3 separate regions of the Homo sapiens genome follow, and all the other regions are linked to region 3. The links are chromatin loops, found by intact Hi-C in ENCODE. Cell type or tissue: B cell. All regions are shown on one strand. Region 1 overlaps IQSEC1 (IQ motif and Sec7 domain ArfGEF 1). Region 2 overlaps IQSEC1 (IQ motif and Sec7 domain ArfGEF 1). Region 3 has its middle 15 kb from the start of IQSEC1.

What was found. A loop is a pair of places that touch in the nucleus more often than their neighbours do. Peaks named below come from ENCODE experiments on the same cell type or tissue, not always from the same donor. Only the 100,000 strongest peaks of a DNase experiment are listed, where the experiment ranks them.
Region 1: a loop joins it to region 3, with 8 times the contacts of the local background. A loop is called at or near these places in 12 of 110 quality-filtered maps.
Region 2: it touches region 3 in a loop (5-fold over the local background); 4 of 110 quality-filtered maps call a loop at or near these places.

Annotation. Positions count from the first base shown.
Region 1 is chr3:13,019,650-13,022,149 of GRCh38, forward strand. The region is part of intron 1 of IQSEC1 (IQ motif and Sec7 domain ArfGEF 1); the gene reads right to left. Among named protein-coding and RNA genes, the nearest start is that of IQSEC1, 53 kb to the right of the region's middle. RefSeq lists enhancers at 1, 1,688-1,887, 2,138-2,217. In B cell, no CTCF peak of the experiment used is centred here; DNase peaks (open chromatin) are centred at 1,562, 1,992 and 2,384; H3K4me3 peaks cover 2,500 bases; H3K27ac peaks cover 2,500 bases.
Region 2 is chr3:12,900,671-12,903,170 of GRCh38, forward strand. It overlaps IQSEC1 (IQ motif and Sec7 domain ArfGEF 1), which reads right to left. Exons shown (of 14, transcript NM_001134382.3): 13 at 2,103-2,152; 14 at 1-852. The coding sequence ends at 313. All of the region lies in intron 4 of LOC105376956 (a long non-coding RNA gene), which reads left to right. Among named protein-coding and RNA genes, the nearest start is that of LINC02022, 17 kb to the left of the region's middle. In B cell, no CTCF peak of the experiment used is centred here; a DNase peak (open chromatin) is centred at 1,321; H3K27ac peaks cover 1,413 bases.
Region 3 is chr3:13,086,680-13,089,179 of GRCh38, forward strand. It overlaps a transcript of IQSEC1 not described here. Among named protein-coding and RNA genes, the nearest start is that of IQSEC1, 15 kb to the left of the region's middle. RefSeq lists enhancers at 744-803, 854-943, 964-1,023, 1,664-2,163. In B cell, no CTCF peak of the experiment used is centred here; a DNase peak (open chromatin) is centred at 1,522; H3K4me3 peaks cover 420 bases; H3K27ac peaks cover 2,500 bases.

The DNA of each region.
Region 1 (2,500 bases), 67 kb before region 3:
TGGAGCCCAAGGCCCATCCTCCCCAGTTAACCACAGGGGCGCCTGGCAGTTATGGGTGCTAAGAGTGGGTTTGGGACAAACCCAGTGCCAATTATGGTGCCCACACCCACCCCACCACTCTCCTCTCATTGGTGGTGAGGAGGCCACCCGCCAGTGCTCGTGACACCCCTGTGAAGCTACCTGTCTATCACCACTTGACAGCCACAAAGCCTCCCGTAAGGCCCCGCCCCACAGCCCCGTCAGGTGGCCGTGCCATTCAATGAGGAGACTGAGGCACAGAGAGGCCAGTCTGCCAGGCTCTGTGAGGCGGTGCTGCTTCTCCTACAGACCATGTGGGCAAACGGCAGCCAAGAGGGAGCGAGCGAATCACCCTTGGACAGGGCACAGCGGGCCTCCCAGTGCCGAGCCCTCTGCATTCTGTCAACAAGCCCTGAGGTTTCCAAAGTGCCAATACCTGGAAACCTTGGGACAGAAGGGGACTCAGGAAAATCCAGCTGTGGTCACAAGGAAAAGCACACGGAGAGCTCACCAAAGTCCAGGACTCACCCGCTGCCTGGCCCAGCTCCCAAGTCACCCACCCAGGAGGTCTATCCCGGGGTCTGGGGCAGGGGCAGGGGCAGGGGCAGGCAGCCGCTGACTCACTCCAGGGCTGAGCTCTGCCTCTCTCCTTTCCCACAGCCAGCCGGCATCCTCATCCCAAGAGAACACTTTAGCCCTCACTGTCTGCCCTGCTCCCTCAAACCTGCCCAGGCCCAAGACCCGCCATTGAGGCTGAGGCCCAGGGCCCCAGGCACTCTCACCCAGCAGCAGAGACAACTATGGCCACTGTAATTATGGTTTCTTATTACAGTGAGAGTAAACTGTGTGGCTGGGTTTCCCCTTTCCCTTTGGCTGCCAGGAAACTTGGCAATTTTTACCCCAACAGAAGAACCTCAGGACCCTGTATATCTCTGTTCTGTTCTATTTTTCTACCCTAGCTCATGACATCCTATTCTAAATTGTGCTTTTTCCACTCCTGATTCTTTTTTTTAGAGATGAGGTCTTACTGTGTTGCTCAGGCTGGAGTGCAGTGGCTATTCACAGGCATGATCATCACACACTACCCTTGAACTGGGCTCAAGCATTCCTCCTGCCTCAGCCTTCCGAGTAGCTGGGACTAGAGACATGCACCACCATGCCTGGCTTCTGATGTTTTTTATTAACTATTTTGTTGCAGGTATTTTCTGTAAGCTGTCACAAGTATTTTGGGAAGGAAGGAAGAAAGGAAAGAAACAAGGAAAGAAGGAGAAATAGAAGGAAGGCAAAAAGGAAGGAAGGAAGGAATGCTTATAAAGTTTATACACCAGAGAGTGAGGGCAGAAAGAAAGAGGGACAATCTTTCAATCCCTTACCTGTTGCAAATCCACCCCTTTAAATAAAATAATATGCCCTTAGGCGGCATCCAAGTACAAACACATCTTCCAAATAGGTGGCTGCCCCTAAGCCCTTCCATATACAAATTCGGGCCCCGTGTAGTTCCCCTTTACAGATGGGGAGACCCCAGCCTTGCCTGAGATCACAAGGGACCTGGCTTCCTGCGCCCTGGTCTCCCTCCTTCTGGCAGCTGCAGAGGCCGCAGCGATCACAGATGGTGTCCCCTCCCCAGGGGGCCAAGGAGCTCTGCTCCACCCTTTCATTCTCACCATGCAGGCGCCATTCCAGATACCCCCACCACCCCCCACAGCTGTCCAGCTGGGGAGAAAGCTCAACGGCAAGGGTCATCGTATCCAACACTGACTGAATGCTGGCACCGCACCGGGCCCTGATCTTAGTGTGTATTACCTCACTGAATCCTCAAAACAATCCTAAAAGGATCTGCAGATGGGAAACTTTGGCTAGAGGTGAAGCCGCTTCACACCACTAACAATGCCAAAGCCAGCATTAAACCTGGGCAGCCTGGTGTCTGAGTCCGGGCTGAGCCCTCAGCCACTCAGTGACTGACGTTTACGGTCACACGAAGGAATCACTACACCAAGCGCTGAAGGGACGCGTGTGAGCCCCATTTCGCTGGTGGGTAACAGGCTCAGAGATGCTGTGGGGCAGGGCCAGGGTCACACAGCTGTGCCCTGTGCCAGCATGTTATGTAACACATGCTGCACCTGCCCCTGGCGTTCCTTTCCTGAACGTGTGCTCTGGATCCCAGCCGAACGTGTGCTCTGGATCCCAGCCAATCGCAGCACACCCCCTGGTCATTGTTCCACTCTCCTCCTCCCGCTCCACCAGAGACTGAAAGTTGCTCCAGCTCCCTCCATCCCAGCTCCTTCCTGGACCCTGTACAGCCATGCAAACCATCCGGCCCAACAGTCGACAGCCAGGCAGAGCAGCCATGCACGCGTCCCGGTACCTGAGTGTCCTCACAGAGATGCAGTACTTCCACATAAGGCTCCACACGGCACTGCCATACCCCTTCATGCCTGGCTCGGTGGAGGAGCGAGTGGCCAAGGGGCCCACCACCACTGCC
Region 2 (2,500 bases), 190 kb before region 3:
AGCTGGAGTGGGGGAGGCAGTTCAACACTACTTGGCTGGCTCACCGTTTCAAGGCTGATGGTGTCTGAGGCCCACCCATCCCTCAGACTGAGGTGAGCAGAGCCCAGGGTGCCAACAAGAAATGAAATCTGGGCCTTTGTTCCACACAACACCAGCCCTGTGGGCTCCTGGGGCTCCGGTTGGGCCGTGAGGGGCAGAGGGGAGAGATGGCAACAGAAGTGCCCCGGGTTTGGTGTGCGGCTGGCGACCCCCGGGCGTGCCCTGTGTGGTGTGCAGGTGTTTCAGGGAGCCTGGGACCCCTACCCAGGCTGTCTACACAATTGTGCTGATGCCGCTGGGTTTGGCCTTGCTGCTGGTGGGGGGCGGCGGGGCAGGGGGCTGCCCATGGTGGTGCACTGTGTGCCCCACGTGGGCCGAGGGCAGCGGCGGGTGGCCGTGGGCATGGGCCCCGTAGGCTGGGTGGCCCCCATGGGGGCCGTGGTGGTACTGGTGTGCGTGCTGGATGTGCTGGGGTGGGTGGTGGTGGTGGTGATGGTGGTACGGGGGAGGGTTCTGCATGTGGCAGTACTGGGTGTGATGCCCGTGCATGGCGGCCTGCGGCAGCCCCTCTGGGGGCCCCAGGTGGTGGCCAGCCACAGAGTGCTGCAAGTGAGGCAGGACCACCGGTGGGTGGGGGGGTGGCAGGGCTGGGGCTGAGGGCAGGTGGGCCTGGGGAGGGGGCTTCCCTCTCTTGCTCCCGAATAAGGAGCCCAGGAGGGAAGATGAGTTGGGCATAGTCTGGTGTGGGCGAGATGGACACTCTCGTGTTGATGTAGCTCTCCGGCGCATGTGAGGACTGCTAATGATGGACCCCTAAAAAGGAAATTCATAGAAATCAAAATTAAAAGATCTTCAAGCACTTAGGTCAGAATGATTTTTTTTTTTCAAATGTAAAAATTCACCCACTGACTGCTAAGCTTTAGTTCAACTCACTGGCCAGAGGGTGGGGCTCAGTGAGGCTGGACTGGGCCCCGCCTCCTCTCACTACAGTGCAGGGCAGCTGGGGGTTACTGGCCTTGACCAAAGTGGGGAGTGAGGGCAGGGGAGGGGCCCATCTCTCTGACCACCACGGCAGAAGTAGGACTTCTGGTCTCATTCTGACAAGCACTTTGGCCCTGGCAGCAGCCTGAGATTTCAAATTGGAACCCCTAGGTTGGGGTGTCTGTGCGCTGTGTGTGGCGAGTGCAGAGGGGCTGATGTGCCTGGAGGAGGAGCCCTGCTCCTGCTGAAAACAGGGCCCTCAGCTCTCCTGGGACTGCTCAACTGGGCTGAGGGCATGTGCTCCGCCCATGTGGGTCCTGAGGTCTCGGGGGAGGTGGTGACAGGGACAGGTGGGGCTCAGAAACCTTGTCCTCTGGGAGAATGGGCTGCCTAGGCATTTCACTACAGCTGCCTACTACAAACCAAACAAGGAAAAAGAAGGTAACAGAAAAAGATCTGCAAGCTGAGGTAGAGATGTGAACAGTAATACAGAGATGGCCGGAGGATGAGTGAAATATCATGAAATCCACACTGAATCTCTTTCTCTCAAGACACTCCTCCTCCCACAAGCTAAGCAATTCCATGGTGTCCTGCCGCAGACACACAGCAATCAAACTCCAAGAAGAAAGCGATGAGGATGGGCGGGCGTGGAAGTCAAGGGTTCAGCAAAAACATCCAACAGCAAGTGTGGAGGGTGAGTGGGAGCCGGGTGGCCCGGGCGGGGGTGCCGGAAGCTGGGGATGGTCAACCATGCTCAGGGACCACAGGTGATGGGGTTAAGCAGAAACCAAAACACAAAATCCAGAACCACCCCCACTGTTGAGTCCAAAACAAGCGGTGAGAGGCATGGATATTTCTAGGCACAGAGGAGAAGCTGACATGCACAGGGTTCCAGGCAGGCAGGGGCAGGGAGTGGGTGTCTGCATCTCTGTGCAGTAGGGGAAGGAAAAGCCAAAAAAAAAAACAACAAAAAAAAAACCAAAAAAAAAAAAAAAAAAAAAAAACCAGGACAACAGATATGAACTGAGGACTGGGGAAGGCGACACAGGACAGCCAGCTGGACAGAGGCGCTTCCTACTTACTTCCACATTGCTCTCTAGCGATCCCGCACTGCTGCGACGCCCTCGCTTCCCTGCCCAGAACATGCAATACCAGAAGTTAGACGCGGACATGAGGCTGGGGGTGCTGCCTGCCTGGTGCCACGCTGCTGCCACGGAGCCTGCACCCCTGCTGGGAGCAGGCACAGGTGCCGGGCCCACCTGCCCGCAGGAGCCAGGTGTGAGGGGTCGGAGGAGGGGCTCAGTGGGGAAGCCAGCAGCAGTGCAAGAATGAATTTTAAAAATAAAGTTTTCGAAAAGCAAAAAAAAAATTCTTTTTTAAACCAGCCCCAATTTTGTACTCCTCCTGGACCAGGAGTCTGTTGAGAGGGACCCTGGGGCTGAGGCATGTGTACAGGTGGGCCTGACGCCCCCAACTTGTG
Region 3 (2,500 bases):
GGCCTTTGCATCTGCTGTTCCCTCCCTCAGCTCTCTGCACAGCTCTCTCTTCAGGTCTCAGCTTAGCAATCACCTGCAAGGGAGGCCTTCCTGAGCACCCTTGAAGAAGTAGCCCCCAGGCACTGTCTCCTCACCCAGTTTACTTCCTCTAGGCCATTTACAGGCATCCTGTTTAATTGTTCTTTCTCAACATCTGTCTTCTCTCAAGAAAATATCCTGTCCACAAGGCAGGGTCACCCCCTGTCTTGGTTATCGTGGCATCCCCCAGTGCACTGAATGGGGCCTGGCACACAGCAGGTGCTAATAAATGTTTGCCAACCAAACGAATGAATGACCTCAAGCCACACTCCCTCATTCACCCCCAGCTGGTTCAGGGGATCGTGGGTGCCACACTGTAGCTCTACTTATTTCACATGCCACACCCTTTGAAGGTTTGGTGAAAATCCCACCCCAGACAACATTCTTCCTACAGTCTAAATCTACACTGGGTAATTACTTTCAAATCCACACTAATAATAGGTCTTGTGATTACAGTTTATTTGCTGCGACTTTAGTTAATGGGCTGGATGGAATATTTGCATCTAGAAAGTTCCCCTGATGTTTTAAAGAGCTCCCAAATTCATCCACCAAAAGGAAGAGAAATAGCAAGAAAGAATAACTCAGAGAACTGCATTGTTGCCTCTTGGTGCAGGAGAGGCTCTCGGTGCAGAAAGAGCCCCAGAGTGTGTGCAGGAGGTCTGCAGACAAGCCCCTTCGCTTCTCTCAGCCTCAGTCTCCTCATCTGCAAAATGGGTTGGTAAACCTGGCTGGCAGGGGAGGAGACCGTGAATCAATCCCAAACCTTGACAGCCGTGATGACTTTGCAATTTGCTAAGAGCCTCTGCACCACTATCCCAGTCATGTTTTTCTTTTAACTATTTTTAGTTAAATGCATTTGAAAGGGAGTTTTTCTTTCACTACCACAAACGGAAAACCAGGATCACTTGCTGTCTTCGTCTATTTTGTGCTGCTGTAACAGAATATCTGAGACTGGGTAGTTATAAATGTATTACTCACAGAGACTTATTGCTCAGTTCTGGAGGCTGGGAAGTCTAAGGTCAAGGGGCTTGCACCTGGCAAGGGCCACCCTGCTGCATCCTCCCGTGGCAGAAGGTGGAAGGGCCAAAGAGCACTACGGAGGGATGGGGGCCGAACTTATCCTGTTTATCAGGGCCCGCTCCCAGGACAACTACCCCACTTCTGAGTTAACATGAACCCCTCCTGGCCCAACCCCTTCTTCAAGGCCCCAACCCTCACCGCTGCTGCCCTGGGGACTAACTTCCCAATGCATGAACTTTGGGGGACAAATTGAAACCACAGCACTAGAGCACAGTCCCCCCACCCTGTCTAACACAGCCCCTCCCTGTTTCTCTTCTCTGGTGCCTGGTGTTCTGTGACCCACTGATCACTTTGTGTGTTTACCATCTGTTTCTCACACTGGATTAGTTTCATGTCTGTCCCGTAACTGCTGAGTCCCCAGGGCTTAAAGCAGGGCAGCGTGCTAACGCAGTGGGTGGCGAAGGAACAGATGAAAGTGGAGGGGGAAGAGGAACTGCTGGCCATTCGTGCATGTGCTCACCCAGCACCTGCATGCTGACGACGCCCTCGCTTGACCTCTGCTCACTGCAGGGCTGAGGTCCAGATACCTCCACCACATCTATGAGAGCACAAGCTTAGTATGCCGAGGCCCACCAGCTTCCCGAAGCCTGCTCCTCCCCACTCCTGCTCTCTCCAGGCCCCCACCCACTCACTCTCACTCCTCCCAGCCTCCACACCCCTCCCTGGTTCCTGTCGCCCTCCCCGCTCCTCTGAATGGCCTTAGTACCCTCCCTACCCTCCTTGATTCAGCTCTCAGCCAGACCAATCCTTTGGCTGAACCTACATGAGACCATGGCCCTCTTCTGCTCAGTACCCTCCCGGGGACCCCACCCCACTCAGAATAAAAACCCCAATCCTTGCCATGATCCACAGGCCCTGCTTTACCCCCTGGGCCTTATTTATCCTCCTCCTAACTCTGCCTCGGGCACACTGGCCTGTTGCAGTTTCTCCAGCTCCAGCTCCAGGCTCTCCTGCCCCAGGGCCTTTGCATGTGTCATGCTTTTTGCCCAGGGGGATATTCAAAATATTTAACACAGGCACTGGCCCCCACCACTCCAAAACACCTCCTGCTAGGCTAAGTATTAACTCCTTTATTGCAGATCCTAGGGACATCTGAAGAGGGCCAGGAGAAGGGCTGGACAGAGACAGCAGCAGTGGGAGCCCCTCTGGGGGTCCAGACAGTGGGCTTTAACCCAGGGGCATGAAAAGATTTCAGTATTGTAACGACAGGTGTGTAACCGCTGGACATATGCCCTGACTTGGCCTGGCCCACTCCTCTCCTATTGGCCAGGAGGCCCCCTTGGGCCCCTCCCCAAAATACACTGCCACACCCCATCCTGGCCTTTTACTTTAGCACTTGTCA